2 separate regions of the Homo sapiens genome follow, and region 2 is linked to region 1. A link is a loop called in an ENCODE intact Hi-C map of the cell type or tissue named here. Cell type or tissue: OCI-LY7. All regions are shown on one strand. Links, peaks and the distances in the headings refer to the core of each region. The heading gives the core; the rest is flanking DNA. Region 1 overlaps METTL8 (methyltransferase 8, tRNA N3-cytidine). Region 2 has its middle 52 kb from the start of TLK1.

What was found. Peaks named below come from ENCODE experiments on the same cell type or tissue, not always from the same donor. Only the 100,000 strongest peaks of a DNase experiment are listed, where the experiment ranks them.
Region 2: a loop joins it to region 1, with 4 times the contacts of the local background. A loop is called at or near these places in 2 of 110 quality-filtered maps.

Annotation. Positions count from the first base shown.
Region 1 is chr2:171,310,078-171,326,288 of GRCh38, forward strand. METTL8 (methyltransferase 8, tRNA N3-cytidine) reads right to left here. Exons shown (of 10, transcript NM_001321154.2): 8 at 15,965-16,071; 9 at 15,764-15,829; 10 at 5,669-14,285. The coding sequence ends at 14,095. Among named protein-coding and RNA genes, the nearest start is that of METTL8, 120 kb to the right of the region's middle. RefSeq lists enhancers at 5,783-6,605, 7,708-7,767, 8,495-8,594, 9,073-9,895, 10,041-10,090 and 2 more and silencers at 6,682-6,976, 8,283-8,485, 13,902-14,196. In OCI-LY7, for the core only: no CTCF peak of the experiment used is centred there; DNase peaks (open chromatin) are centred at 7,794, 8,474, 9,234, 9,533 and 1 weaker place; H3K4me3 peaks cover 4,202 bases; H3K27ac peaks cover 7,228 bases.
Region 2 is chr2:171,204,711-171,220,921 of GRCh38, forward strand. It overlaps a transcript of TLK1 not described here. Among named protein-coding and RNA genes, the nearest start is that of TLK1, 52 kb to the left of the region's middle. RefSeq lists a silencer at 1-121. In OCI-LY7, for the core only: no CTCF peak of the experiment used is centred there; DNase peaks (open chromatin) are centred at 6,271 and 6,621; H3K4me3 peaks cover 1,381 bases; H3K27ac peaks cover 1,717 bases.

The DNA of each region.
Region 1 (16,211 bases), core at 3,617-11,616:
CACCCTCCTCCTTCCTGGGAGAGGTGGAGTGATTTATGTAATCAGTGAATATGGGCGGTTACTTAGGCTTGTTTAATCCAGCTCTTCTTTGCTCTTTCTGTTGGATGAAAGTGTGCTGCAATAGGCCTCAAAGGGGCAGGGCCCCCTGTGTAGAGTCTTTGGCTGTCTAGCTGTGAGTCCTGATTCTAGGGTTCAGTATTAGGAAGACACTAATTACTTGTACCCAAAGCCAATTCTTTCCAATACAGCTTCATCAGTAATTGAGCTGACTTTTTTTTTTTTTTTTTTGAGACACAGTTTTGTTCTGTTGCCTAGGCTGGAGTCCAATGGCGCGATCTTGGCTTACAGCAACCTCCACCTCCCGGGTTCAAGCGATTCTCCTGCCTCAGCCTTCCAAGTAGCTGGGATTACAGGTGCCCACCACCACGCCCAGCTGATTTTTGTACTTTTAGTAGACACGGGGTTTCGCCATGTTACCCAGGCTGGTTTCAAACTCCTGATCTCAGGTGATCCACCCGCCTCAGCCTCCCAAAGTGCTGGGATTACAGGCGTGAGTCACTGCGCCCAGGCTGAGCTGACATTTTAATCTTCATTTATTGACACCTTAATCTCTCTGATTGGTTTAAAACTTGGGCAGAGAACATAGGGATATTATTTATTGGGTTTCTCTCAAACCTCATTGGATGGCTGTGATTCCACATTGTGGTCTTGTCTAGCAGACTATTCTGGCCTGTATTCTTTGCTTGCCCTCTGTTTATTTCCTCAGAGGGGGACAGTAAATCTTGAATCACTTGGTGACTCTGTTATACTGATACCTAGCCAGTTCCCTTAGTTCCCTTACACAAGGTAGGAGTCAGGCCTTTCTCCTTCACTGAGGAATGAGGATGATCTTCTGGTTGGCCAATGTCTCCTTCCCCTTTACATCTCTGGGTATATTTCTCCTAAATCTGTGCTGCATCTTTCCACATTTACGAAGCATCAACAAACTCGTGGTTTGTGATGTCATGGTAGAAAACAAACATAAAAGTCCAAGGGCTCTGGAATCAAACAAAGAATCAGGTAAAGGTGAGTCACTGCTCTTCAAACCAGTGTCAAGAAAAAGTGTTTAATGTAGGGAAGTTTAAACTTTCCCTCTGAAGGTTCAATAAGTGAATTATCCCACTGAAATAAACTGACATTACACAAATTAATAGGAGAAAAGCAAACAAATTTATTAACTTGCATAAGCATGGAGCCATGTAAAATATGAGACTCAAGGAAGGGCCAGATGGAGCTTACATAGTTCCCTCTTCACAGAAGAGAGGGAGATGGGGGAATACAGGCTATTTTGAGGGATAATAATATGGTTTGGCTGTGTCCCCACCCAAATCTCACCTTGAGTTGTAATAATCCCCATGTGTCAAGGGCTGGGCCAGGTGGAGATAATTGAATCATGGGGGCAGTTTCCCCCATACTGTTCTGGTGGTAGTGATTAAGTCTCATGAGATCTGATGGTTTTATAAATAGGAGTTCCCCTGCACAAGCTCTCTTGCCTGCCTCCATGTAAGATGTGACTTTGCTCCCCATTTGCCTTCAGTCATGACTGTGAAGCCTCTCCAGCCAGGTGGAACTGTGAGTCAATCAAACCTCTTTCCTTTATAAATTACCCAGTCTCAGGTATGTCTTTATTAGTAGCACGAGCACAGACTAATACAGTAAATTGGTACCAGGAGTGGGGTGCTGCTGTAAAGATACCCAAAAATGTGGAAGCAACTTTGGAAATGGGTAACAGGCAGAGGCTGGAACAGTTTGGAGGGCTCAGAAGAAGACAGGAAAATGTGGGAAAGTTTGGAACCTCCTAGAGACTTGTTGAATGGCTTTGACCAAAATGCTGATAGTGACAGGGACAATAAAGTCCAGGCTGAGGTGGTCTCCGATGGAGATAAGGAACATATTGGGAACTGGAATAAAGATCACTCTTGCTACGCAAAGAGTCCAGTGGCATTTTGTCCCTGCCCTAGAGGTCTGTGGAACTTTGAACTTGAGAGAGAGGATTTATAGTATCAGGTGGAAGAAATTTCTAAGTGGCAAAGCGTCAAGAGGAAGCAGAGCATAAAAGTTTGGAAAATTTACAGCCTGACAATGTGATAGAAAAGAAAACCCCATTTTCTGGGGAGAAATTCAAGCCAGCTGCAGAAATTTGCATAAGTAATAAGGAGCCAAACGTTAATCACCAAGACAATGGGGAAAATGTCCCCAGGGCATGTTAGAGACCTTTGCGGCAGCCCCTCCCATCATAGGCCCAGCAGCCTAGGAGGGAAAAATGGTTTCTTGGGCTGGGTCCAGGGACCCCCTGCTGTGTGCAGCCTTGGGATTTGGTGCCCTGCATCCCAGCTGGTCCAGCCGTGGCTAGCAGGGGCCAAGGTACAGCTGGGGCCATGGCTTCAGGAGGTGCAAGCCCCAAGCCTTTGCAGCATCCACATGGTGTTAAGCCTGCAGGTGCACAGAAGCCAAGAACTGAGGTCTGGGAACCTCTGCCTAGATTTCAGAGGATGTATGGACACACCTGGATGTCCAGGCAGAGGTGTGCTGCAGGGGCAGAGCCCTCATGGAGAACCTCTGCTAGGGCAGTGCAGAAGGGAAATGTGGAGTGGGAGCCCCCACACAGAGTCCCTACTGGGACACTGCCTAGTGGAGCTGGGAGAAGAGGACCACCATCCTCCAGACCCCAGAATGATAGATCCACCAACAGCTTGCACTGTGCGCCTGGAAAAGCCACAGACACTCAACACCAGCCCGTGAAAACAACTGGGAGAGAGGCTGTACCCTGCAAAGCCACAGGGGCAGAGCTGCTCAAGACCATGGGAACCTACCCCTTCCATCAGGATGACTTGAATGTGAGATATGGAGTTAAAGGAGATCATTTCGCAGCTTTAAGATTTGACTGCCACATTGGATTTTAGACTTGCATGGGGCCTGTAGCCCCTATGTTTTGGCCAATTTCTCCCATTTGGAATGGGTATATTTACTCAATGCCTGTACCCCTCATTGTATCTAGAAAATAACTAACTAGCCAGGCGCGGTGGCTCACGCCTGTAATCCCAGCACTTTGGGAGGCAGAGGCGGGTGGATCACCTAAGATCAGGAGTTCGAGACCAGCCTGATCAACATGGAGAAACCCTGTCTCTACTAAAAAAATACAAAATTAGCCAGGTGTGGTGGTGCATGCCTGTAATCTCAGCTACTCGGGAGGCTGAGACAGGAGAATTGCTTGAACCTGGGAGGCGGAGGTTGTGGTGAGCCGAGATCACGCCATTGCACTCCAGCCTGGCCAACAGAGCAAGACTCCATCTCAAAAAAAAGAAAAAAAAGAAAATAACTAACTTGCAGGCCGGGTGCAGTGGCTCACGCCTGTAATCCCAACACTTTGGGAGGCCGAGGTGGGCGGATCACCTGAGGTCAGGAGTTTGAGACTAGCCTGGCCAACATGGTGAAACCCTGTCTCTACTAAAAATATAAAAATTAGCCGAGCATGGTGGCAGGTGCCTGTAATCCCAGCTACTCGGGAGGCTGAGGCTGGAGAATTGCTTGAACCCGGGAGGTAGAGGTTCAAATTCCTGACCTCGGGTGATCCGCCCGCCTCTGCCTTGCAAAATGCTGGGATTGTAGGTGTGACAGACCATGTCTGGCCGGGTATGTCTTTATTAGCAGTGTGAGAACAAACTAACACAGGCAGTGAATGATTTTTAGGAGAACTGAGTGGACCCAAAGAGCAGAGAGTAGTTTGTAAATGATTCTCTTTGAAAACTGAATGGGACCAGAGAACAGATAATGGCCGGGACAAAGTTTTTTGTGCTCTGTGAGAGGTGGCAACAAATTTTAGGAAGGCAAGAGGCAGAACTTCATTGTAAACAAAGGTTGTCTTATTATGTGGATAAGGTCTCCCAGGTAACCTCTTCGAACTGCCCTCAGAAAAACAGATGAAAAGTCGGTCTGGGCTAGGTGACTTTTAATCTCTTATGGTAGTTAATCTTCCCTGGTTATTGAATGAGATTTCCTAGGGAGGCGGTTTTAGGCCAACAGCATTTCTTTTGGAAGAAGTCTACTCAGTCAGATAAGGAAACTTCCACAGAGAACCCCTTCCTGTGCTTGATGTGGGGTGGAGAAACCAAGAGTACTTGTTTTTTGTTTTTTTTTTGAGATGGAGTTTCACTCTTGTTGCCCAGGCTGGAGTGCAATGGCGTGATCTCGACTCACTGCAACCTCTACCTCCTGGGTTCAAGCAATTCTCCTGCCTCAGCCTCCTGAGTAGCTGGCATCACAGGCATGCGCCACCACACCTGGCTAATTTTGCATTTTTAGTAGAGATGGGATTTCTACATGTTGGTCAGGCTGGTCTCGAAGTCCTGACCTCAAGTGATCTGCCCAACTCGCCTCCCAAAGTGCTGGGATTACAGGCATGAGCCACCACGCCTGGCCGACTCCTTGGTTCTGAGGCAGCTTTGATGGCCTTTTAATTTCCTTTAGTTCAGTGTGCTCAGCATGCTGAAGCACCATCATTTGGACCATTGTTTTCTGCACCCTAATACTTTTAGTAGCCATTTCTGTGCTACAAAAACACCTGAAATGGTGTTTCAGGTAAGCAGAAAAAAGCTCCTGGCCTCTAGCTTTCCTATTTCCAAAGCTCAGCTAGGGCTCTTTCTTGGGTTCTTTCTCTGAGCTCAGGCAGGGGATAGTTAAGCCTACAGTTCAGTTCTCTGAGATTCAGTCATAAGTCACTCTTGCTACAATCTTCTGTGATTTTGCATTTTTCTTTGGGTCACTGAAGCAGTATTTACCTAATGTGCCTGTGAACACTGTCCACTTTCCATAAGGTCACAGTGCTGCTGGCTTCTGCTGGTAGCCTTCCCTGCAGGTGACTGCTCCTGACTGAGCTTTAGGGGAATGACCAACTCTGGATTCCTCATCACCAGTGACAGAGTGTGCTTCCTCAATTGGACCTTGTCTATGCCAATAGCTTAGTCTTTGTCTGTACCACCATGAATATGGTATTTGTTGTTCTGGTTTTTTTTTTTTTTGTTTTTTTTTTGAGATGGAGTTTCGTTCTTGTTGCCCAGGCTGGAGTGTGGTGGCATGACCTCGGCTCACTGCAACCTCTGCCTCCTGGGTTCAAGCGATTCTCTTGCCTCAGCCTCCTGAGTAGCTGGGATTACAGGTGCACGCCACCATGCCCAGCTAATTTCCTTGCACAATTAGAGATGGGTTTCACCATGTTGTCCATGCTGGGCTCGAACTCCTGACCTCAGGTGATCCACCCGCCTCGGCCTCCCAAAGTGTTGAGATTACAGGCGTGAGCCACTGCGCCTGGCCGAATATGGTATTTGATTTGACATTTTATATTACAGATTAAGTCCTTAAGAAAGACAACACTCATCCCTGATGTACTGAAGATCTTTGTTTTGTCAGTCAGTGCTTTCTACTTTCATTCTACTTATCATTCAACTTTCTTAGGTTAACTATCTTCTAATGTAAAAAAAAATGCATTAATATATAAAAGTATAGGCTTCAAGTTTAGAAAGCCTGTCTCTTCGGAAAGTTACTGACCTCATAGCAAACTATGAATAAATTCCCCAAAGTAGGATGAACAGAGCAATTTATATCCATATATAAACATAATTATACTATACAGTTACATAACTAGAATAAAATTTAATGTAAATGTGCCAAAGAGGAGAAGAAATCACAGAAGATTTACAAAACTTACATGAAATAAGAAAATGTTCAACTATGTAATAACCAAAGCTTCCTTAACTTGGGAATCTTGGGAACCTAGAAAGTGAGGTAACCCAAGCCAAATTCCTCTGGTGTCACAGTTCCTCCTATACCAGGCCAGGCACTTGCCAATGACACTGGAGTAGGGGTAAGCCCTGGGTGTGTTGTGTAGTGTGTGACGTAGTAGGTGAAAAACAGCAAAGAGGTAATTCTTTATTCTCGAGAGCTTCCTCGTGCACATGATCAGCTTTTGCACATGCTTGGAGGAAAAACAACACTATTAAAATGTCTTTTTAAAAGTCAAAGCTAAATGAGTATGCAATAAAGCTTTGAGAAATGGAAAAGAAAATCTATGAGGAAAACGTCAGCTTGCTTATCCAGGGAATGAGCAGGACTTAATTCTCATGCCGGCATGGGGCTGCCGGGCACCCAGCTCCTTTCCTGTGGGTAGAAAACAAGTCCCCAAGTTGCTACTGAGCCAAACTGTAAAGGCCAGTCAGGAAATGAGCAGCAGTGCTGAATGGGGAAGCCTGGATCCATGGTTTTTTCCTAAAGTAAACAAAAGATCTGCAAAAGTATTTCCTTGCACTATTTGGCAAGAGAAAGAAGCACCTGGAGAGTGAGTTAGGGAGAGAAAGCATGGAAGAAATGTGAGTAAAACAAGGAAGATTATAATGAAGCTTTGTCTCACTAATCTCCAGAGCCCAGGTGTTCTATTAAGAAACAAAGCTGCAAATGAAGAGACATCTCAGAGAGTGGTGGATTAAGAATATATTCATGGAAAGGATAGATCTTCCTTGCTTTTTGGGATCCTGAATTTCATCTTTCATTTGGATTAAAAAGAAACTTAAAAAATATCTTGTAGAAAGTCAAAGTAAAGATATAAATATTAAAATAAATGAGGGCTGCGAAAGAAAAAGTATGAGCAATGAGAAAAGCAATTATCCTTGGAGGCAGAAATTTCTTTCTTGTTTCAATGCAGCATGTGATACTGGCAATTTCAGCCATTCTCTTTCAGGCAATTTTCAGTGCGAGTGCCAAATGCTGCTTAGGGGGATATGTCTCTGCTCACCTGAGGGAGCAGGGCACAACTAAAGATGTAAGGAGAGCGATCGCATTCTTTACGCCAAGCATTCTGTTTAGCAGGACTGCCTCAGGAGGAACACAAGTTGCTCTCAGGAGGCAGAAGGTGAGAGAAATGAGGCAGCAATTACATAGTGTTGCTTGTGCTAAGTACAGAGCATTAAAAACAAAAAACAAAAAAGCCCCACTAATGCAGTGGACTCAGCAGCGGGCTCATTGCTAATTTTAGGAAGTCACACAGGTTTAGTGCTTGCTTCCAGCGGAAAAGCCTTAAAAGCCCAAAGGGTGACTGTCCTCCAGTGTTTTTTGAAACAACCAACACTTGATATATAAAGGTTAACTGAGGAAAAAATTAATTTCTGCGTTTTCTGCAATGAACTAGGAGCAATGGATTGAAAATATTTGGCCAAATAATTTTTATAAGCATAACAAAATTCCATTTTTCTGGACCAAACCTCATCAGCCCAACTAGGAAAGACGATGCTGGAGCTTTAGGAGGCAATCAAAGGCTCATTTTATTTGATAGGTAACATCTGATACAGAAGCATTTCCCGCCCTGGGCCCTGGATCTACTCAGTGCCTACCTGCTGGAGAAAATCAAAGATAAAGACCCAGATCACTGGGATGCCAAGGACACAGCTAGCTGGACACTATTTGAAGTCTATGTGCTCAAGTATTGCTTTTTTTCCCTCTTTATGTAACGTTAACGTGTATTTATTCATTCAGCTAACTCTAGCTGTTCCTTACTTAAGGTTAAGTGGTTGTGAAACCACAGACACTGTAGAATCAGAAGCTGTTGTTTTAAACTCTTGGCCAAGTAGCAGTGCCTTGTAGCTTGCCTTTGCCGAGCTCCAGGGGCAGCTGAGGGTGGGCTGTCTGACCATCTGGAGATTTCAGTGTGCTCCATCCATCTCATGCCAACCTGACTTGCCAGAATTAGGGTCACTGTGCTCTGAGACACTTTGAGATGATGCTCAAGGGAGCTGTGCTCTGCAGCCTCCTGGGTCCCTTCTGCAGGTGCACTTGCTTTTTCAATCTGATGCTATTTTTCTTACCCTCTGTAGGCACTCACACGCAGAACTATTATTACTTGCTTGTTACTGCATGTTGCTGATTCATACTCATAGGAAAAAGTAATTTTATCTTCAACACCTCTTCCTTGTCATTTAAGACATATGTTAATGAAAGACAGATTTTGGCATCCACTTTTCTCTGTAGCTTTGAGGCCACAATATAGATTCATTATAAATGAAGATGCAACTGTTATTTTACTTCTATTTATATTTATAACTACACCAAAGCCATCTTGCGGGTACCTTTGCGCCTCTCAAATCCCCAACCATATTCCAAGAAACCGTATTCCAAGAAATGCTCAACATTTCATGCCTGAATTGGTATTAATGTGGCATTAATGTACATACAATGTTTTAAATAACGATGTTTTCACTCATATTTTATTATGGACACCTCCTGATTTCACATATTTTACATTACCCTAGAGCTGAATCCTTTTGAAGACATTTTAAGGGTTTTTTTTCCCCACTGCAGTACAGAATGCTTTTTTTCTTTAAGCGAGGAGTATGCAAGTGAGAGTGCTCTGCGAGGAGGGATGCCAAGTGGAAGGCTGAAGCCTGAGGGGGTGGGGCGAGTGCAGAACTAGGCAGAAGCAGAATGCTGAAAAGAACTGATTGAAAGCTTTTTGCTTTGTCATTCCTCTCAGTTCCTTTCCTTCTCTTCTTTTCCAATTTGTAATTGTGGACAAGTGTAACCTACTTATTTGCTAGAATGATTGGATCTAGAATGAGCCATAACCTTGAAGGTCGTCTGAAACAAACTCCTCTCCACTGCTATCGTTTTCTGCTTGACTCAGAAAGCTCTTTCTTCCCTGGTGCCTTTCCCAGCAGCATTTGGGCCCATCCATTACAAGAGCAGCAAGTAGAGGTTTTGGAATCAGAGAGTTCTGGGTCCGAGTTGTGACTCTGCTACTTACTAGATGTGGTATCCTGAGCAAGTTACCCAACATCTCTTCTGTAAATGGTTATCATCAAAATGAATTCCTAGGAGTTTGAGGATTAAATAATGTGTATAGTATACACAAAATCTAGCATTCAGAGCTAAATTAAGAGTAGCTAAGCAGTTCAATAGGAACTAGGACCCATGCTTCCTGTTTGACTCTGAGGCAACACTTTTTTCCATGGAAAGATACTGTCTTTCTTACAATGTCTCATAAAACCTTTGAAAAAGTCACTGTTGCTGGAATACTGTGTGTACTGCCTTGTAGATTAATAACAATACCTCACATATATTTAATGCTCTAGAATTGACAATGCACTTTCACAAGCGGGGAAAATACCCACGCCAACACTAAGTCTCCTGATGACTAACAGAGGCAGGAAGCAGGAGGAGCAGAGGCTTTGAAAGAGGTCGATTAGTGATGCAAATGTGAAGTTATCTGCACTTGTGAGGAGCATAACAAACATCAAAACCAATTAGAAGTAACAATGTGTGATCTATTCAGGCTTCAGGACTTTGATGAGTTGGAAGTTTTGGGGTTTAACAATCCAGATGGTTCTGATAGCTTTAAGTTTTGCCTCCAAGAGGGCAGCTATCTGCATATGGGTGAATTTTCACGTACAAGCTAGAGTACAGCAACGACTTAGAATCACACACGGGTAGAAACCGGGACGTGTTCACAATTTGTAGACAAAGCATATGGAATCGAGAGAGGCAAAGCAAATAAGTTCTCAGAAGTCAATGTTAAATGGGTGTTTCAATACAGGCAAATGTGTCATACCGAATGCAAAACTTTTAATAATAGAAACTGTTATCTTGACTTTCTCACAACCTTCGGAAACAGTTCCTCATGTGTGAGAATTTTTACATTTGGACGATGCTCAAAAGTGAATTTTTAGAAATGGAGAAAAAAATGAAGGGTGCATTTAAACAATATATTCCATTGTTTCTGTACTGTAAGAAGATGAAAGAATATACCTTTTACTCCTGGAAAGAAAATGGTCCTTTTGAAATTCAGCTCTCTCAGAAGATGAATTTTTAAATATCAAACTCTGCCTAACCAACTGGTCCTAGCTTTATGGATGTGAGGGGTAAATTAGAATTTCATGCAGTTATCAAATATTTTAAACTAATACCCAAGCAGTTACATTTGCAACGCTTCATGATTTCTTAACATCTATAGACAAAATTCCAAATAGGTCTTTCCCTTTTCTTTCTGTGCCAAAATCTACATTTCTATCTAGCAGCAAACCCCGAGAAGGAAGTTGTTGTAGGTAGGTTAAGAGACAGAAAGACTGACCAGGCAAGCAGAAGACACTGGTGGAAATGGCCCTGCTGCGCAGCCATGTGGAATAGGAAGGCTATGCTGGACAGAGCCCAAAAGAGACCAGTTTGTGTCTCACAGTCCAAATTTGGTTGATGTATTTTTGAAGCTTCTAAAGGTTAACTCACATGCTGTAATACATTATAGAAAGACACGAAGCCGAATTTTACTGTGCCAGTCAAGAGGCTGGCTTGAATCCGCTATTTAGAACTGAGAGAGACAGTACAATTTACATGTGTGAGAATGTGAGAATAATTTTACCTTCTGTTGTTTTTGAAACCACCTTGGGCCATGATTTTTAAACGGAGACACAAGGAGATCTGCTGGGGTTCCCATAGCAACATTAACTTATCTAAACTGCCCTTGCTGTATGTAATACTTTCATGACTAGTTTGGCTTTTTAATGTACACTTTAATTATGAAATACAACTGAGTTAAGAGTCTTGGGCAAATTTTAATGTTTATATTTACTGACTTATGCATGTTTAAACAGAAAGCTTGATAATTGTACTTTTGAGGACTTGCCATCAAGGCAAGTTTGTGCAAAAACCTTTATGTGGTCTTCCTTGCCACTGATCTCTGACCTCACTCCATTCCATTCTATAGACAACTCCTCAACCTCTCTCAATACATTTATAAGACACCATATCTCAAACTGATCTCAGATGGCTCCAGTTCAGAGACTAGAAGTCATACACCTGCTAGTCTAGGTTATCTACAAGCTGACCCCCTTCCCATCTTTTCTACCTATCCCTCATCATTAATGTCCCACACCACACTTGTCTTCTCACCATCTGCTGAGAATGTACATTCAAGAACTAGCCTGAGACCTACCTCCCCCAAGAAACCTGATTCTTCTCCATTCTTTTTCAGAGCTAATCTCTCTCTCTCTCTCTGGAAATACTATTACTACTGCTACCACTGCTATATGATGTGTTGGCTGTGACTGGACAGCATCCCTCCCCTGGTGTTTTTTGACAGCAGTGTCTTGATTTTCCTTTGAAGAACTTTCTTCCATTCCAGGAAGTGAAATTTCCTTCCACTCCAGGTTGGAGTGCAGTGGTGCGATCTCAGCTCACTGCAACCTCTGCCTCCCAGGCTCAAAAGATCCTCCCAGCTCAGCCTCCTGAGTAGCTGGGACAACAGGTGCGTGCCACCATCACTGGCTAATTTTTGTATTTTTGGTAGAGATAGGGTTTTTCCCATGTTGCCCATTCTGGTGGCATCATCAATTAAGCTGCCCTGCCCCAGCCTGTTAAGAGATGAACCAATGACTAAAGCTGGACCAATGATATTCTTCTAGAAATTGGATTTTAAGTGAATTCAGAAAGAAAAAACAGTTGGAACTTAATTATTCCAATGATGGTTCTTTCAAGAGAGTATTTATTTATTCTAGGTTCTGTGGTTCATAATCAAAGTCTGCTAGCTGGTAAGTTCCCTATTTGAGTGTTTGTATATTGTCTTAGATCATGATTTACAGGTTTGGGATATGCACATTTTGTTTTGCCAGCTGTACTCTATTTATGCTCCCTGAAGAGCATAAACAAGGCTGGGTCTTTATTGTTCATATTATTCCACTGAATTTAGCACTCAATATGTAAGTAGTCAATAAATATTATGTAATGAGTATGAGACTAATCTTAAAAACTTCATTTCTACAAAATGTGATTTGCAAGCCAACTTATGTCCTTTTTGAAGCAAGGGAGTAAATAAATTTTTTTTTTTTTTTTTGATACGCAGTCTAACAACTGTCACCCAGGCTGGAGGGCAGTGGTGTCATCTCGGCTCACTGCAACCTCTGCCTCCCGGGTTCAAGTGATTCTCCTGCCTCAGCCTCCCGAGTAGCTGGGATTACAGGTGCCCACCACCACGCCTGGCTAATTTTTTTTGTATTTTTAGTAGAGACAGGGTTTCACAGTGTTGGTCAGGCTGGTCTTGAACTCCTGACCTCATGATCCGCCTCCTCGGCCTCCCAAAGTGCTGGGATTACGGGCTTGAGCGACTGCGCCCGGCCCTCGAGGGGATAAATACATTTTTAACTGCCACAATTTAAGAATTCTCTTGGGTATGACAGTTGTCTTAAACAGAGCTTACCACTGATACCAGAAAGGGTCTGGATCCAGACGCCAAGAGAGGATTCTTGGATCTTGTGCAAGAAAGAATTGAGTCCATACAGCAAAGTGAAAACAAGTTTAAGTAAAGAATAGGCTGGGCGCGGTGGCTCACACCTGTAATCCCAGCACTTTGGGAGGCCGAGGCGGGCGGATCACAAGGTCAGGAGATTGAGACCATCCTGGCTAACATGGTGAAACCCCGTCTCTACTAAAAATACAAAAAAAAAAAAAATTAGCTGGGCATGGTGGTGGGTGCTTGTAGTCCCAGCTACTCAGGAGGCTGAAGCAAGAGAATGGCGTGAACCCGGGAGGTGGAGCTGGCAGTGAGCTGAGATCACGCCACTGCACTCCAGCCTGGGTGCCAGAGCAAGACTCCATCTCAAAAAAAAAAAAAAAAAAAAAGTAAAACATAAAGAATGGCTACTCCATAGGCAGAGCAGCCCCAAGGGCTACTGGTTGCCCATTTTTAAGGTTATTTCTTGATTATATGCTACACAAGGGGTGGATTATTCAGGCCTCCCCTTTGTAGACCATATGGGTAACTTCCTGATGTTGCCATGGCATTTGTAAACTATCATGGCACTGGTGGGAGTGTAGCAGTGAGGACAGCCAGAGGACACTCTCATTGCCATCTTGGTTTTGGTGGCATTTGGCCGGCTTCTTCACTGCAACCTGTTTTATCAGCAAGGTCTGTATGACCTGTATCTTGTACTGACTTCCTATCTCATCCTGTGACTAAGAATGTCTTAACCTCCTGGGATTGCAGCCTAGTAGGTCTCAGCTTCATTTTACACAGTCCCTATTCAAGATGAAGTTGCTCTGGTTCAAAAGCCCTTGATACAAGAGCTTGTCAGCTTACATACCTTTTTTTTTTTTTTTTTTTTTTTTGGAGACAAGGTCTCACCATGTCACCCAGTTTGGAGCGCAGTGGTACAATCTCAGCTCACTGCAACCTCCGCCTCCGAGGCTCAAGCGATCCTCCCACCTCAGTCTCCTGAGTAGCTGGGACCACAGGTGTGTGCCACCATGCCTGGCTAATTTTTGTATTCTTGGGAGAGACAGGGTTTTGCCATGTTGTCCAGGCTGGTCTTGAACTCCTGAGCTCAACCGATCTGCCTGCCTCAGCCCCCCAAAGTGCTGGGATTACAGGTGCGAGCCATTGCACCTGGCCTAACAACTTGTATATCTAAGAATAGCCTGAAAATAATGTCAGCATGGGCTGTACTTCCCCAATTTTAGGAAAGGAAAGAGGAACTAAAATTCTATTTCAGATATGAGCCTCTGAATTTCAAAAAAAAATTGGGAGAAAATAGACAACAACAAGACAAAAAATAATACACTTTGACCTTGGGCTTGTTGTAGCTTTCCCTGGAAATAAGGTGTGCTTTCTCTCTGCAATCAGATGACAATGGGAAGAGTCTGACTGTGTTTGGGAACTGGTTTACTAAGCCTAAACAAATAAACAATTTTTTTTACTTGCAAAAAATGTCAAGTTACATTTTCTCAAAATTACTTGACATAATACTAACTTAATTGAATGCTTATAAAAATCAAGGAACAAGCAAAATGGTTAGATGTAATAAATTCAAACAAGCTTGAGCATATCAAGTTTTCAAAGCACAGAAAAAGGCATACTGTGCTGAACCACTTACATGTGCTTAAAATGCACAAAGGAGCTCACCTATGACAAAACGGCAGGAAATACAAATTCTCTTCTTTTTTTCTCATTGTCTTTTGAGAAACAATAGACTTACAGTAGTCCTTGAATAGCACAGTCCTCTGGCTTTGTACCTTAACATGTTACAAAGTTCAGTCTTGTGAAAGGAGTGTAGATACCATATTGGAGCTATTCTGAGTCTGGTGCAATGGTTTCTGGAATTTGCCTTGAATCCACACTCGGTGCATTTTCACTTGTTTTTTCCTATTAACTTGTAAGCGGCGATCAACCAGATTTTGCTTTTCATCTAAACTGGCTTTGCAGAACATACTGTGGACTTCCCCTGTGAGACAAAAATGGCAATAAAAGATATGACATGTGACTAGAGATGGGGGAGGTCAGGAGTAGAACACTGATGGAATAACTGACCATCTAAATTTCATTTATACAAGAAACACTCTCTAGAACAATTTGGTGAAGGAAACCTGTGAAACCAAGCGAGTTTCTTCTATTTCACAAAAATACACCATGCATATAAAAATACACCTGTTTACAGACTAACACGGCAGACATCAACAGATATATAAAACTATTGGTTGCAGCTTTCAATATTTTGAAAGGTGCTCCCTTTCTGAGTTTTTGTTGGTTTACAGAAACCCAAAACGGCAGATTATAAAAGTACTCACATAAATTTGGGGAAATCCTTGAATGCAGCATTCACTTGGTACTGTTAGAAATGCATTTTTAAAAATGTGAAATTGGTTGGGCATGGTGGCTCACGCCTGTAATCCCAGCACTTTTGGAGGCTGAAGCAGGCAAATCACCTGAGGTCAGGAGTTCAAGACCAGCCTGGCCAGGGTGAATCACTTGAGGTCAGGAGTTTGAGACCAGCCTGGTCAAATGGTGAAACCCCTTCTCTAATAAAAATACAAAAATTACCTAGGCGTGGAGGTAGGTAATCTCAGCTACTTGGGAGGCTGTAATCCCAGCTACTTGGGAGGCTGAGGTGGGAGAATCGTTTGAACCGGCGAGGTGGAGATGGCAGTGAGCTGAGATTGTGCCACTGCACTCCAGCCTAGGCAACAGAGTGAGACTCTGTCTCAAAAAAAAAAAAAAAAAAAAGAGAAATCAGCTAGAGATAAGTAATTTTCCTTCTTTCTATTTTGAAAATGTATTGTTTTTTTAGACATAAGATTCACTCTGCTGCCCAGGCTGGAGCACAGTGGTCCAATCATAGCTCACTGTAGCCTCATCTGCCCCAGCTCAAGTGATCCTTCCACCTTAGCCTCCCAAGTAGCTAGGACTACAGGTATGCACCACCAGACCAGCTAATTAAAAAAAAATTGTTTTGTAGAGACAGAGTCTCATTTTGTTTTCTAGGCTGGTCTCAAATTCCTGGCTTCAAGCAATCTTCTCACCTTCATCTCCCAAAGTGATGGGATTACAGGTGAGCACCCCTGTGACAGGCCAAGATAAGTAATTTTCTATAAACTTATCAAATGTCCTCCTTTGGCTGTGGCTATCATCAATTTTTTTCATATCTAGGCTAACAATATCTCCAAAATGGAACAGCCTTCACCTTCATCTGGGTATGAGGGTAAAACAAGAGACTTTAAAGCAGTTTAACTGGAAAAAGATTAAACAGTAAACGGCCATTTTCAACCTTTTATGTAGACCAGTAATAAGCATCAAAGTATGAAGACATCTAATGCTTAATCAATGACTGAAGCCTCAGTTTCATAGCTTCTGAGCTATAATCAATGAGATAATAACTAACAAGAACGATTATGACCAATTATTTCCTTTTGTAGATTAGCATACCTTTTGTAAAGAAATATGCTCTGGTACCATCTCCTCGAACATAAAAATTTTCAGATAAACAATGTCCTGAAAAAAATTGTGAAAAGAGAAACTCTTAAGGGTATTCCTTTAAAAAAAAACAACTAAATACTTTGATGTGAAATATAAACAAGGCATTCTTTAGAACATTTAAAAATAACCTCAAACTGAATATACTATTACCCTTTTTAAAACGAAGCTGAGTCTTATCATATCTTCCATAGTCTCGAAATAACAGCATTCCCCCAGGTTTCAGTAACTTGGACAGTCGGTTTACAACACCTTGCATCCTTTGGAAACAAAGTATTAAAAAGATACCCAGTTTGTAGAAATCTTGTTTTATATGCTGGATTTAACTTTGTTGAAGACAAAATAAGAAAAGCTTGATAAGGCCAAAGAAATCTAAACCATAAACATAAGGGTAACAAAA
Region 2 (16,211 bases), core at 2,765-10,764, 110 kb before region 1:
CACTTTGGGAGGCTGAAGTGGGTAGATCAGTTACGGTCAGGAGTTTGAGACCAGCCTGGCTAACATGGTGAAACCCCATTTCTACTAAAATACAAAAATTAGCTGGGCGTGGTGGCCGGTGCCTGTAATCCCAGCTACTCGGGAGGCTGAGGCAGGAGAATCACTTGAACCCGGGATTCGGAGGTTGCGGTCAGAGCGTGCCACTGCACCCCAGCCTGGGTGATAGAGTGAGACTCCGTCTCAAAAAAAAAAGAAAAAAAAAGATTTTAAGTAAATAAAAAACAAAAGGAAATTATGATGTTAAATAAGGGTGAGTGCAATGGAATATGCTATATTCTTTAAATGTATTTTTAATAGGCAGGTGTGGTGGCTCATGCCTGTAATACCAGCACTTTGGGAGGCTGAGGTGAGAGGATTGCTTGAGCCCGGGAGTTAGAGGTCACAGTGGGCCATGATCATATGACTGCACACCAGCCTGGGAGACAGAGTAAGACCCTGTCTCTAAAAATAGGAGAATGTTGTCATTCATAGGTGTTCCATCTATCGTCTATTAAATATATGACAGTTAAATTATAGAAATGATAAGGTACACACTTATTGATTCTAAGACAGCTTTTTTTTTTTTTTCCCCCAACAGGGTCTTGCTCTGTTACCAGGGCTGGAGTGCAGTGGCACAATCTGAGCTTACTGCAGCCTTGACTACCCAGGCTCAAGCGATCCTCTCACTTCAACCTTCTGAATAGCTGGGACTACAGGTGCATGCCACTACACCCATCTAATTTTTGTATTTTTTTGTACAAATGAGGTTTTGCCATGTTGCCCAGGCTGGTCTCCAACTCCTGGGCTCAAGCGATCCTCCCACCTTGGCCTCCCAAAGTGTTGGGATTACAGGTGTGAGCCACAGCACCAGGCCAAGACAGCTGCTTTTCATATTTTAACACCTCTGAAATTCAGGTGGTTCTACAGTAGATGGCCTTTTTATTGCTGTTGGGTGGAGAGCGGCATGTTCACACTTGGTAACAGCTGTCCATTCTCTTCACTTAAGCTGAGTAATCTGCTTTGTTGTTTGTTATTTTACAGACTGAGTTAAACCACTATTTGAAATGTCTAAAAATAAAGGTTTCCTCTGTAAGTTTGGGATTGAAATGAAATATTATATACACAGAAAGGCAATAAAACAGAGCAGTGGAATGTACATTTGCTATTAGTGAAGCAAATCTTCATCTTTAGAGGAATGTCAACATATCTCCCATATTTTTTTCCAATGCAACAACTAAGTGCTTTATGGGACCTGAGAAAGAAAGCTACTGCAGTAAATGAAACTATGTTATATTTTGTTACTGAGATACATGCAAAAAGATTCTTATTACATGTCAAGAAATACAACTGAAGATGGGAAAAATGGCCAAATCCCTCACAGAAAGAAATTTCAGAGCAATGAGAGGCTATTTTAACTGATTCCTCAACTATGTAAGATTATCAGTAAGACATTGTGTCATAGTTTAATTAGTTTTTGTTCTTTCCTAGAGGCACATAAAATAATGAAGCAGCTGACAATCAATAGCATCTTACATTTAATAAAATATGGCATGCGTTTGTCTCTATTTGATTAAGAAAGAAAAGAGAAAGTTGTGAAATGGTGAGATAGCCAAATTATAATGAAAAACAGTAAGAACCCTACCAACTTTAGGATGGATGAGAGAGGAGAGGTAGAAAGGTGATGGATTAGCCAAATGTTCTAAAGAGGGAGGCTGGGCAATACAATCTCTACCCCTTGTCTGCATGGAGATGAAACCTTTAAGGGGCCTATCACTTCTAGGGCCTAGTAAGGCATATACGGGTTCCAACAGTGCTAGAAGACCAGGTCAATATTTAATGGGGACATGATACTGGTTTATGTAATGCTGACCAAGCAAATAAAAAGAATGCATTATTTTAGGAAAAGAGACCAGCTTGCTAGAAACTAAAATCTATGTAAAAGTGTGGACTGGACATGAAAAGTCCCCTTGACGTGAGGAAAACCTAACTATAAAAAGGGACCTATCTCACCAAAGAAGATCTACAGATGGCAAATAAGCATATGAAAAGATGTTCAACATCATATGTCATTAGGGAATTGCAAACTGAAACAACAATGAGATACCACTACACACCTATGAGAATGGGCAAAATTCAAAACACTGACAACACCAAGTGCTGACAAGGATGTGGAGCAACAGGAATGTTCATTCATTGCTGGTGGGAAGGCAAAATGGTACAACTACTTTGAAACAGTTTGGCAGTTTCTTATAAAATTAAACATACTCTTACCATACAGTCTAGCAATCATGCTCCTTGGTATTTACCCAAATGAATTGAAATCTATGTCTACAAAAAACCTGCACATGGATGTTTATAGAAACTTTATTCATAATTGCCCAAATTTGGAAGCAACCAAGATGTCCTTCAGTAGATGAATGGATAAATAGTGGGACATCCTACAAGGGAATATTCTTCAGAACTAAAAATAAATGAGTTATCAAGCCATGAAAAGACATGGATGAAACTAAAATACATATTACTAAGTGAAAGAAGGCAAATTGAAAAGGCTACACACTGTATGATTCCAACTACGTGACATTCTGGAAAAGTCAAAACGAGGGAGACATTTAAAAGATCAGTAAGTGCATTAGCAGGAAGGAGGGATGATTAAGCAGATCACAGAGAATTTTTAGGGCAGTATAACAGTGGATATATGTCACCATAAATTTGTTCAAACCCATAGAATGTACAACACCAAGAGGGAACCCTAATACAAACAATGGACTTTGGGTGATCATGATACATCAATGTTGGCTCATCTGTTGTAACAGATGTACCACTGTGGTGTGGGATGTTGACAGTAGGGGAGGTTGGGCATGTTTGGAGATGGGGGGATATAGGAACTCTTTATACTTTCTGTTTGATTTTGCTGTGATCCTAAAAGGGCTCTAAAAATAAAATCTATTTTTAAAAGGGAGGGGAGTCTAGACTAGTCAATGATACAGGATTGAATCACTTTCTTTTTGTCACCCAGGCTGGAGTACAGTGGCATGATCTCGGCTCACTGCAACCTCCACCTCCCACGTCCAAGTGATTCTCTTCTCAGACCTCAGCCTCCCAAGTAGCTGGGATTACAGCTGTCTGCCACCACGGCCAACTAATTTTTTGTATTTTTAGTAGAGATGGAGTTTCACCATGTTGGTCAGGCTGGTCTCGAACTCCTGACCTCAAGTGATCTGCCTGCCTCAGCCTCCCAAAGTGCTGGGATTACAGGTGTGAGCCACTGCGCCCAGCCAGGTTTGAATCACTTTCAAAGATACAAGCCTATTTCAACTAAATTAACAACCCAGGCTCTCTAACCTAAATTAGTCTGATTTAGTCTTCTTTTTTCTTTTTCTTTTTTTACTTTTGGCTTTAGTAAAATTAATGTAATCCTGGGAAAGTATAGAAATTAGTATTACTGCAACCTTAGGAAGGTATAAGAATAGACTTTTTATAAAATAAATTGAATTCATGGTGTTGCTATTTTTAAATTGTAAGTATAAGTTTTATTCTCACTGTTGTTTAAGGCATTTGAAGAATTCTAAATAATCCTTCAAATTAAATTTGTAATTAAATTTTAAATCATTGAAGGATTTTAATTAATTATGTTTAGAAACAATGTTTAAATGCTCAAGGAAACTGATTTTCTGAGTTTTATTTATTAGCTATATAAACTTAGAGCATTAATTACATTATAAGAGTGGAGAGTTCTCCTCTCCGTGCTTAAAAACCCCTGAGACTTCAAGAATCCTCAAAATAGTACAGATCAAAAGCCCTAAAAATGCATGTACTCCCAGAACAACATAATCAACTTTAAGAAATTTATTTTAAGGCTATAATTAAAATGAGCAAAGGTGTAGCTCTAAGGATATTAATCCTAGTGCTGCTAAATGTAACAAAAGTAGAAGCAACTTAAACATTCAAAAATGAGGCATTTGATATTGACAACCATCCCAAAGTTTACAACTCATTCTCTTGGGGAAGCTGTGAAAAATTAGTTACTGTTCCCTGCAGGTGGGACTGCAAAATGATGCAAGCCCAGTGCAGAGCATTTTAGCAGTGTCTATCAAAATAATAAATGCACTTTGACTCAACAATTCCACTTCTAGGAATTTATCTTAGCAATACATCTGTACTTGTAGGAAATGACATGTATGAGTTTATTCTTTGCCCCTCTGTTTGCAACAGAAGAAAAATTAGAGACAACCTTGTATAGAAGACACTGGTTAAGTAAACCATGGTTCAGCTACACAATTGTATATTTTCTGGCTATAGGAGAGAATGGGGAAGCTCTTTATGTACTGATAATGGAGAAGCTTCAGAAATATGTTGCTTTTTAGAAAAAGTAAGGTGCAGCACAGCGTAAATAGTGTGTTCCCTTTGTGTAAGAAAGTAGGGGAAATAAGAGCATGTATTTGCATTTGCTTTTATTTGCATAAGGAAACATTGGAAGAATACACAAGAAACTAATAAAAGGGGTTACTTATATGGAACAGGGGTGGGATGGAAGTATTTATCTTTTTATATTGTTTTGATTTTGAACCATATGAATGTTTTTCTTATTCAAAAAATTAAGTTTAAGTTAGGACTGCTAAATAAATTATTAGGTATCTATGTGATAGAATGCTAGATAGCGATGAAAATTTATATTGTAAGTGTTTAAATATACACAGAAATGTTCAAATATATATTGGGTAAGAAAAGCAGGTTATAAGAAAGTAATATATACTCCTATAACCTAAGAAATTATATTTATTTCTTTAGTATAGTTTACAAAATCTGACGCAGTAATGTGTCCTTTTGTAAGTCTATTTGTTGAAGTCCTAATTCCCATATCTCATAATGTGACTGTATTTGAAGATATGATCTTTAAGGAGGTAATTATAATGAGTTACAGTGAGGTCATTAGGTGAGCCCTAATCCAATATGCCTGGAGTCCTTATAAGAAGAGGAAATTTGGACACAGAATATGTACGAAGTGAAGACCATATGAAGACAGAGAGAAAACGGTCATCTACAAGCCAAGAAGAGAGATCTTGAAAGAAACTAACCTTGCCTACACCTTGGTCTTGGACTTCTAGCCTCCAGAATTGAAAGAAAATAAATTTTTGTCATTTCAGCTACCCAATCCATGAAACTTTGTTACCGCAGCCCTAGCAAACTAATGACAATACTGATACACATTCTCAAAATTTCCAGGAGCTTGTAGGCACAGGCAGTGTATGGGAATGCCTGTTTTGTACCTCCTATTAGCTAATCAGGTAAATCAAAATACAGTGTCATGTCTTCATTTATGTTTATTTACATTTTCCTTATGTTAAAAAGTTGTATTACTGTTCTGAATTTGAATGTCATTATAGTACCATGATCAGCCAAGCAACTGATTATTTTTAGATGAATAGAGCTGAACTGGAATGTGGCAACCAAGGTGTGTATTATAGCGGCCCCTCTGAAAGAGAAATAAGGTTATAATGCCACTCACACCTTCACGTTCTTTTTTTATTATTTTTTTTTTTTATAGGAGACAAGGGTTTCACTATGTTGCCTAGGCTAGAATGCGGCTATAGGAGAGAATGAACTCCTGGGCTCAAGCAATCCTCCTGAGTAGCTGGGACTACAGGCACATACCACCACACCCAGCCATGGTCAGTATCTTCCCTTTAAGTGTAATAGCCCTGGCTGGGGCTGCTCCCCACCAAGACCACATCTAGGCAAGTATTTGCGAAAGAAAAGAATTTCGATTTCAGACGTAATCAGAAAAATCTCTGACTAGTATATCCAATTAATACATCCAATGGGCTAAGCACCACAGTAAACAAAAACAATGCCCTGTGCAAAAACAAAGTCAAACAAAACAAACACACAAACAAACACCCAGTCTTAATGTTCACGGACACTTCGGACTCTGACTTTTTTGCATTGTATTGCAACATCCTTATATCTGAACCACCTAGAGACTAAACTAAACTAGGACAATTTACAAGGGAGAATTTGCCGGCTAATTAAATTAGGGCAAGGTTAATTCATTGAGAGAATGCCGTGAAATGTTGAGAAGAAATCTAGGAACTGATAACAGGATCTAGGCTTCTCTGACTGTTACCAGGAGGGAGAAGGGAAGCTGCATTTGAAGCTGAATATATCCAGGAGGCTGAGAGAGTAACTTCAGCCAGCAGGTATATACAGCCGGATGTGCCAGGGACAGCAGTCATAAGCAGCCAGCCCAGAAGGCACTTCTTCAGATATGTCCACATTATCTCCTATGATCTTTGCGGTGACATCCTTTGGGCACATGAAAACCTTACTTTTGGTTGATTTCTCTGCTTCCTGCCCCATGTTACATTCTTAGATACTAAAAAGCACTCTGAAGACAGATGCTCAACAATTCAGAGACCTCGAATCCTACAAGAATGTTAGTGCCTGTAACACAGTTTACATTGCTGTAGAGCCTTTCATGCGACAAAAATTTAAACAAGCATTGTTTTATTACTTACTTTTACTGGCTCCCTTTCTATAACCGGTTTGGGTTGTAGGAAGCCTTTTGGTTTTCACCACGAATTATATCAAACCGTTTGTCACGGTAAGTTCACTTCCTCTTTCTTTTCTTGTGTAGTTGAACTCACCTAAGATGCATGGCTTACCCTATACTTATTTAATACACCAGAAATATAATATACAAAGATACTTCATTGAGGTGCATACAAAAGTGTAATTGTTCAATGCTATTTTGCACAGACTACACTCAGTCATAAATGTATCTAGTGATATCTGAGTTAAATGGATGCTTTTTTTTTTTGAGATTAGAGTCTTGCGCTGTCGCCCAGGCTGGAGTGCAATGGCGCGATGTTGGTTCACTGCAGCATCCGCCTCCCGGGTTCAAGTGGTTCTCCTGCCTCAGCCCCCTGAATAGCTGGGATTACAGGCGCACCCCACCACGCCAGGCTAATTTTTGTATTTTTAGTAGAGATGGAGTTTCACCATGTTGGTCAGACTGGTCTCGAACTCCTGACCTCGTGATCCACCCGCCTCGGCCTCCCAAAGTGCTGGGATTACAGGCGTGAGCCACTGTGCCCGGCCTCTTTTTTTTTTTTTCAAGACAGAGTCTCACTCTGTCACCCAGGCTGGAGTGCAGTGGTGCAATCTCGGCTCACTGCAACCGCTGCCTCCTGGGTTCAAGCGATTCTCCTGCCTCAGTCACCCGAGTAGCTGGAATTACAGGCATGCACCACTACGCCCAGCTAATTTTTTGTACTTTGGTAGAGACAGGGTTTCACCATTTTGGCCAGGCTGGTCTCGAACTCCTGACTTCAGGTGATCCACCTACCTCCCAAAGTGCTGGGATTACAGGCGTGAGCCACCATGCCTGGCCTCCTCTCGTTTTAAAGCTTGTCTAACAAGCCTTTCCGGACCTCCAGAAATCAATTAACATCTGCATAAGCTCAGCCTGGCCACTCCAGCAGCTGTTTTATCATAGAGAAACATTCCTGGCTCCCCTGCCCCCACCCTCACCCCTTGCCGCCCCCTCCTTCACCTCCCCCACCGCCCCCAAGCTTCACTCCCTGTTATGCTGCCTTTTTGCAACTTTAACCTGACACCCCCAATTTTCCCAACATCTGTTCAGTTGATGTTATCTTTATATCTGGTAATAGGTCCTTGATGTTTGATTTCATTATACCTTTGCCTGGGTAAATAAACATGTTCCCCCTAAGGAAATAAGGGACATCATTTTAGACGTCCTTTATCAATGTCAGTGGAGTCTAAGGGAAAAGGATTTGGAACCAGGAGATAGAAGACTTCAGTTCCAGCACCGGCTCCTTTTAAAACTGGTTGTGTGACTTCGGAAAAGAAATTTAAGTCCTTTCTACCTCTAGCATGTAATTTCTTAACTGTAAAAAAAATTATAAACCCACTCTGTCCTCATAATTTTTATCATCAAAGGACATTTATTAAATGCCTACTTAGTGATGAGAGCTTGCATTTGGGGTAAGGCAGGCAGTCAGAGCCCCTGTTAATCAGGGGTCTTTAGCAAGATATTTGAGCTTCCTATGATTGTACACAGCATTTTAGTTTTAGTGCTCTGTGCACATGAAGAAATAAGAGGAAAACAGCAAAAAGCGTTTTGTTTTTTTTTAAAAAAAACAAGCAAAATGTATTTAACATGAAAAAACTTGTTTTATCCTAATTTCATATCTGATCTACATCTTTGCTATGAAAAAAGTCATCTCCTTTATGAAATTATGGCCAGAGTAGACATTACTTTGTAAAATTGTCCTTCTTACCAAAGTGAAAAGTTATAAAGCCTTTTCTAAAAAAATTTTTTTTTAGAAAAAATATTTTTATCTCCAAAAGGTTTTGCTAATGGGTGAATTCCAAGTCTGGCTCCGCTAGACTACAGGGCTCTATATCAGGCCATATCTTTCTTTTTCTTTTCTTTTCTTTTCTTTTTTTTTTTGAGACAGGGTCTTTTGCCCAGGCTGGAGTACAGTGGCATGACAATCATGGCTCACTGCAGCCTCGACCTCCTGGGCTCGGGTGATCCTCCCAACCTCAGCCTGCCAGGTAGCTGGGACTACAGGCATGCACCACCGTGCCCAGCTAATTTATGTATTTTTTGTAGAGACAGTGTTTCACAGTATTGCCCAGGTGGATCTTGAATTCCTGGGCTCAAGCAGTCCTCTCACCTCGACCTCCCAAAGTGCCAGGATTACAGCTATGAGCCACCATGCCAGGCCTATATCTTTTTTTTAAAAAAAAAAATTTATTTTAGTTTGGGCCCGGTGGCTCATTCCTATAATCCCAACACTTTGGGAGGCTGAGGCGGGAGGGCAACATAGTAAGAATTACTTTCTACAAAAACATGTAAAAAAACATTAGCTGGGCATGATGGCATGCACCTGTAGTCCCAGTTAGTTGGGAGGCTGAGGTGGGAGGATCACTTGACCCCTGGAGTTTGAGGCTTATATTTTTTTAGAGATAAGGTCTAGTTCTGTCACCCATGCTAGAATGCTATGGCATGATCATGGCTCACTGTAGCCTCAAACTCCTGGGCTCAAATGATCCTCCCACCTCAGCCTCCCAAGTAGCTGGGACTACAGGCACATGCCACCATGCCCAGCAATTTAAAAAAAATTTTTTTTTTAGAGAAGAGGTCTTGTTATGTTGACCAGGCTGGTCTCAAACTCCAGCCATATCTTTCTTGAGGAGTGTGGAGCTCACCTCTAGCAGCCATCATCTTCTTTCAGACTCTGGTGAATAGTTTTAGAAAATTTTTAATGAAAAAAAAAAATTAGCCGGGCATGGTGGCACATGCCTGTAGTTTCAGCTACTCGGGAGGCTGAGGAAGGAAGATTGCTTGAGCCCAGGAGCTCAAGGCTGCAGTGAGCTTTATCAAGCCACTGCACTCCAGCCTGGGCAACAGAGTGAGATCCTGTCTCAAGAAAAAAGACAAAAGAAAATTCTGAGCTGGGCAAGGTGGGACCTAGTGTCTTCTCTGCCTCTTAGTATCCATACGGCTTGGGTGAGTCACGTAACCCTTCTGCACCTCAGCTTCTTAATCTCTACAATGGGGTCTAGATAAGGTCACTAACTGTCTGTCTTTATCCTAATGGGACATCTGAGAATGACATGTGCGCATGCATGGCTCTCTGTGCCCCAGTCCCCAGGCACTAGTTGTATACAACTTCACCCATTCGTACTCCCTTGATAAAGCACACCTGAATGCCAGGTGTGTTAAATTGATACAATTTTAACAGTGGTTCTCAAACTGGAGTGGGCATCAGAGTCGCCTTGAGGGCTTGTTAATCATTGGTTGCCAGGCCCCACCCTACAATTTCTGATTCAGTTAAGTCTGCAGTGAGGCTGAAAAATTTGCATTTCTATTAAGTTCCCAGGTGATGCGAAGTTGCTGGTCTTGGAAGAACCATACTTTGAGGACCAATGTATGATAAGAACTTAGAATCCCCTGGAATTTAGTAATTAATCAATCAGTCATAAGCTGCACTTTTATTATTTCTAACAAATTACTTTCTATACTTTGCTTCAACTCCTGAATTAGTAACCCCTCAAGGTCTTCCAGCTAAAGAATTCTGTGATGTTTAAGTGAGTCAAGACAATGGGCCTTGATTCAGCAACTGAAGCCTGACTCCGCCTGCAATCATGTTCTCTTTCAACTCTTTTCTTTTTTTTTTTGAGACGGGGCCTTGCTCTGTCTCCCAGGCTGGTGTATAGTCATATGATCATGGCCCATTGTAACCTCTAACTCCTGGGTTCAAGCAATCCTCCCATCTTAGTCTCCCGAGTAGCTGGGACTACAGGTTGGCAACACCACACCTGGCTAATTTTTGTAGTTTTTGTAGAGGCGGGCACTTGCTATGTTGCCCAGGCTAGTCTCAAATGCCTGGGCTCAAGTGATCTGCCCACCTCAGCCTCCCAAAATGCTGGGATTACAGGCGTGAGCCGCCGTGCCCACTCTCTCTCTCAACTCTTTCAGTATCCTCTCCACCTCACCTTCCACTCCACCTACATAAAGACACTAACATTCAGTTTCATAGGAAAGAGGATGGCTTATTGTGTTTAGTTTCCAACACAAATACAGAACAGAGTGCTCTTCTCCAAGTCTTGTCAGTTGTGATGCTCTTTTTCCTCAGCGATCTGAGGGAATCAAGTCTGCATTCAGGCTCTGCTGTGGCTGGAGTTAGGTCACACTAGGCAGAGCAAATCTGCTTTAAGAATGTCCAAGACAGGCACGGTGATGTATTGCTCTTACTCTGATAGAGCCTACAGGTCATTTTAAGTTGAAATCCAAAAGGAACCAAAGGAAATTTAAATTATATATATAGGCTTCCCTAATAGTGATATATTTTCCTTGAAAACATTTCAATCAATTGTTTTTCAGAGGTTGGTTGTCCAAAAGAAGAAATATTTCTCTGGGGGCTTTGGAAGTCTCTTGACTTTATAGTCTGTCAGAGGCCAAGAAAGGCAATTTAGTAGCATAGGCAGTGAGCAGCTGCCCACTCCTCGGAAGTTCGGTTCCTCTTAGAAGGAGGCCCCAGCGGGTACATGCACGCGGTGGAACGCTTTATTCCCTTTAACAATATGCGCACCACCACCCCTTTCTAGTGGGAATTGATTACAAGAATAATCAACTCATGGTTCCTCATTTTTCATAAAATTAGCTAACACATATCAAGATTCTCTTTGTGCCAGGCGTTGTTCTAAGGACTTTCCTGGCATTAGTTCACTTAATCCTTATAACAATTCTGTAAATTCTGTTATTATCTCCATTTTACAGACAGCAAACTGAGGCACTAGGAATTAGTTAACTTGCCCAAGGTCATACCTGTTAATAAGAGGTAAAGATAGTATTCAAACTAATTCTGGCTCCAGAGTTGCACACTAACCACTATGCTGCCTTAAAAAAACAAGGGCCGGGTGCAGTGGCTCACGCCTGTAATCCCAGCACTTTGGGAGGCCGAGGCGGGCAGATCACGAGGTCAGGAGATTGAGACCATCCTGGCTAATACGGTGAAACCCTGTCTCTACTAAAAATACAAAAAATTAGCCGGGTGTGGTGGTGGGCGCCTGTAGTCCCAGCTACTCGGGAGGCTGAGGCAGGAGAATGGCATGAACCCGGGAGGTGGAGCTTGCAGTGAGCCGAGATCATGCCACTGCACTCCAGCCTGGGCGACAGAGCAAGACTCCGTCTCAAAAACAAAACAAAACAAAAAAACAGAGAATAACAACTTACGAGATTAATGAAATCCAGAATTCCAAGGTCTTATTTGACTTGTCTATTTGACAAGTAGAAACTATTATGGGTTGAATTGTGTCCCTCCTCACCCCCTAAAACATATGTTGGAGTCGTAACCCCTAGTACCTTAGAATATGACCTTATTTAGAAGTAGGGCCATTATAGTTGTAATTAGTTAAGATGAGCTCATACTGGAGTACTGTGGGCCCCCAATCCAATATAACTGATGTTCTTAAAAGACAGCCATGTAAAGACAAAGATACACAGGGAAAACGTCATGTAACAACAAAGGCAGAGATTGGAGTTATGCAGTTGCAAGACAAGGCATGCCAAAGACAGCCAGCGAACCATCAGAAGCTGGAAGAGCCAAGGAAGAATTTTCCTATAAGATTCAGAGGGAATGCAGCCCTGCCTTGATTTCAGACTTCTAACCCACAGAAGTATAAGGCGACACATTTCTGTTATTTTAAGCCACTCAGTGTGTAGCACTTTTTTACGGCAGCCCTAGGAAACTGATACCAAACTGATGCATTTATCCTCCCTACTTTTTCACTGTTACCTCCTACCTTCCAACAGCAGTGCCACAGAACAGGAGTCCCACTTGTTAGGGAAAGAAACAAAAACCTGAGTTATTCATTCATTCAGAGCCTGGCATGATTGCTGCCACATTATAGATGCTTAATAAGTGTTTGTTGATTGAATGAATTCTTCCAACATTTATGAAGGGATTGCTTTTTGCAATGATTATAATAAAAATGGGACAAACGAACTTACAAATCAAGAGTAGACAGTAGATACCATTCTCCCTCTCAAATCCACAGGTAACTTGGGAGGTATTATTACTGAAGTTTCTTCCAGCATCCCTAACATAAGGAAAAATGACCATTTTGAGAACTGGTTTCTGGACCCTCCTGTTCCATTGATCTCTTTGTCAGTTTGGGAGTCGTATTTCACCTCTTTTCCATTTCCTTGCCCCCCTCTGGTGGAGGCGCTAATGAATGGAGAAGGGTATGAAAAGCAGACAGCAGGAGGGAGGAACACAACTCCCAAAGCTGATCATGAGGGCTTGGATAATTGAGAGGACACCACTGTCAGATGGCAGAGAAAGCACTCTGAACATGCTTCAGACATTAACATCTAATGAAAGCTTATAAAGGTACTTTGAAACAGGTTTGCCCAAAGTCAGAGTGAAATGATTATTCTGAACAAAATTCAATAAACAAGTTGAGTGAAAAGAGAGAACAAAGAAGAGTACGTGTAATATGGTCTTATTTTTATAAAGCAATAACAAAAATTTCTGCATATATATGTGTGACTAAAATTGTTTGTGTACATTTATGAATATTTAAAGTTGTATGAACATGGACAAAGATGGGGAAGAATACCGTATTAGTTTCCTATGGCTGCTATAACAAATTGCTACAAACTTGGTGTATTAAAACAACAGAGTAAGGCCGGGCATGGTGGTTCATGCCTGTAATCCCAGCACTTTGGGAGGCGGAGGCGGGCAGATCACAAGGTCAGGAGATCAAGACCATCCTGGCTAACATGGTGAAACCCTGTCTATACTAAAAATACAAAAAAATTAGCCAGGTGTGGTGGCACATGCCTGTAGTTCCAGCTACTCGGGAGGTTGAGGCAGGAGAATTGCTTAAACCCAGAGGCAGAGGTTGCAGTGAGCTGAGATTGCATCACTGCACTCCAGCCTGGTGACAGAGGGAGACTCCATCGCATAACAAACAAACAAACAACAACAACAACAACAAATAACAACAACAAAAAAAAAACAGAGTAGTCAAATTCATAGAGACGGAAAGTAGAATGGTGGTTGCCCATAGGCTAGAGATGGAGGGGAATAGAATGTCGTTTAATGGGTATAAAGTTTCAGTTTTGCCAGATGAAAAGAGTTCTGGAAGAGACTGGTTGTACAACAATGAAAATGTACTTAACACTACTGTACTATACACTTAAAAAGTTGGTGTCTTAGTTCATTTATGCTGCTATAACACAATACCTGAGACTGGGTAATTTATAAACAATGGAAATTTATTTCTCGCAGTTTTGGGGGCTGGGAAGTCCAAGATCAAGGTGCCAGCAGGTTTGATGTCTGGCAAGGGCTGCTCTCTGCTTCCAAGATGGCACCTTGTTGCTGCATCCTCTGGGGGGACTAACCCTCATGTTAGTGTCCTCATGTGGAGAGGCAAAAGTGCAAAAAGGGGGCAAATACTGTGTGAAGTTCTTTTGTAGGAGCCTTAATCCCATTCATGACAGAGGAGTCCTCATTAACTAATCACCTCCTAAAGGCCCTACCTCTTAATACCCTTGCATTAGACATTAAGTTTCAACCTAAATTTTGGAGGGAACACAAACATTCAAACCATAGCACATAGTAAATTTTATATTTTGTGTATTTTGCCAAAAAACCCACAATTTTTTAAAGCTTTACCTTTGAGGTAGGTATTGTTTTCTAGCCCCATTTTGGAGAAAAATAAGGTGCAAGAATATGCCCAAGATCACAATGATAGATTCAAATCCAGGACGATTTGACTCTAAAGGCCTTGCTCCTAACCATATCAAAAGTAAAATAAACAGTCTCCAATTATTAAAACAAAACAAAACCCCATAAAATTGTTTTCTTTCAGTTCTGGAGACCAGAAGTTTGAAATCAGCTTCACTAGGCCAAAAGCAAGGTGTTGGCAGGGCTGCACACCCTCTGTAGTCTCCAGGAGAGTTCATTCCTTGCCTCTTTCAAATTATGGAGGCTGCTGGCATTCCTTGGCTTGTGGCTGCATCACTCTAATCTCTGCCTCTGTGGTCACATTGCCTTCTCTTCTGTGTGAATCGAGTCTCCCTCTGTCTCTCTCTGTCTTAGTTCAGGCTGCTATAACAAAATACCATAGGCTGGGTGGCTTATAAGCAACAGAAATGTATTTCTCATAGTTCTGGAGGCTGGGAGTCCAGCATTAGGGTGACAGCATGGTCACATTCTGGTGAGGGCCCTCTTTTGGGTTGCAGACTGCCAATGTCTTGTATTTTCACATGGCAGAAAGAGTCAAGAGAGCTTTCTGGGGTCCCTCCCCCCACCTTTTTTTTTTTTTTGAGACAGGGTCTTGCTTTATCACCCAGGCTGGAGTGCAGTGGTGCCATCTTGGCTTCCTGCAACCTCCATCTCCTGGGTTCAAGAAATTCTCATGCCTCAGCCTCCTGAGTAGCTGGAATTAAAGGCACGTGCCACCACATCTGGCTAATTTTTGTATTTTTAGTAGAAATAGGGTTTTGCCATGTTGGCCAGGCTAGTCTCAAACTCCTGACCTCAAGTGATCTGCCCACCTCGGCTTCCCAAAGTGCTGGGATTACAGGTGTGAGCCACCACTCCTGGCCTCTGGGGTCCTTTTTTAAGGGCACTAATTTAATTCATGAGTGCTCTAACCTCATGACCTAATTACTTCCCAAAGTCTCTAGCTCCCAACATTATCGCTTTGGGGGTTAGGGTTTCAACATAGGAATTTTGGGAGGACACAAACATTCTGTCCATTGTACTCTTTTTGAAAGACTCTGATTGCATTTAGGGCATACCTGGACAACTCAGAATAATATTTCCATTTCAATATCCTTAATTTAGTTAAATCTGCAAAGACCCTTTTTCCATATAAGATAACATTTCCATGTAAGATAACATTTACAGGTTCTGGGAATTAGGCCCTGCTATCTTTTAGGGACCATTCTTCAGCCTCCCAAAGATGTGTACTACATCATCAATATGAAGGGAGCAGCATGGCAGCCAGCCTTCAAGATGAGCCCTGGTGATTTGCCTCTTGATATTCATGCCTTTTCGAAGTCAGCTCCCACAAGGAATGAGAGCTGTCTGTGTGACAAACATAATATGGCAGAAGTGACAGTGTATGATTTCCAGACAAAGTCATAAAGGATGTTACGGTTTCTGCCTTGCTGCCTTTGGTAGCTTGCTCTGAGAGTAAGCCATCATGTGGGGACACTCAAGCAGCCTCATAGAGAGACCCACATGGGGAGGACTATCGCCTCCCACCAACAACCAGCACCAACTTGCCAATTATGTGAGTGTGACACCTTGGAAGTAGATCCTTGATCGTCAAGCAAGCCTTTAGAGGACTGCAGACTTAGAACTGCTCAACTAGCCAGCCAAGTTTCCCCTCACCCATACAACTATGAAGATAGTGTTTGTTTTTTTTTTTGAGTCATTAAGTTGGGAAGGTGATTTGTAATACAGGTAGTGATGTGGGAGAAGGAGAAACCAAGCCTCCTTCATTGCCCCTCTCACCCCCTAAAAACCCTATCCTAAACAAATAAACAAAACCTCCTCATCCTACCCACATATTTAAATAAAATTATATATTTTTACAATTTCCACAGAGAGGCCAGGCTC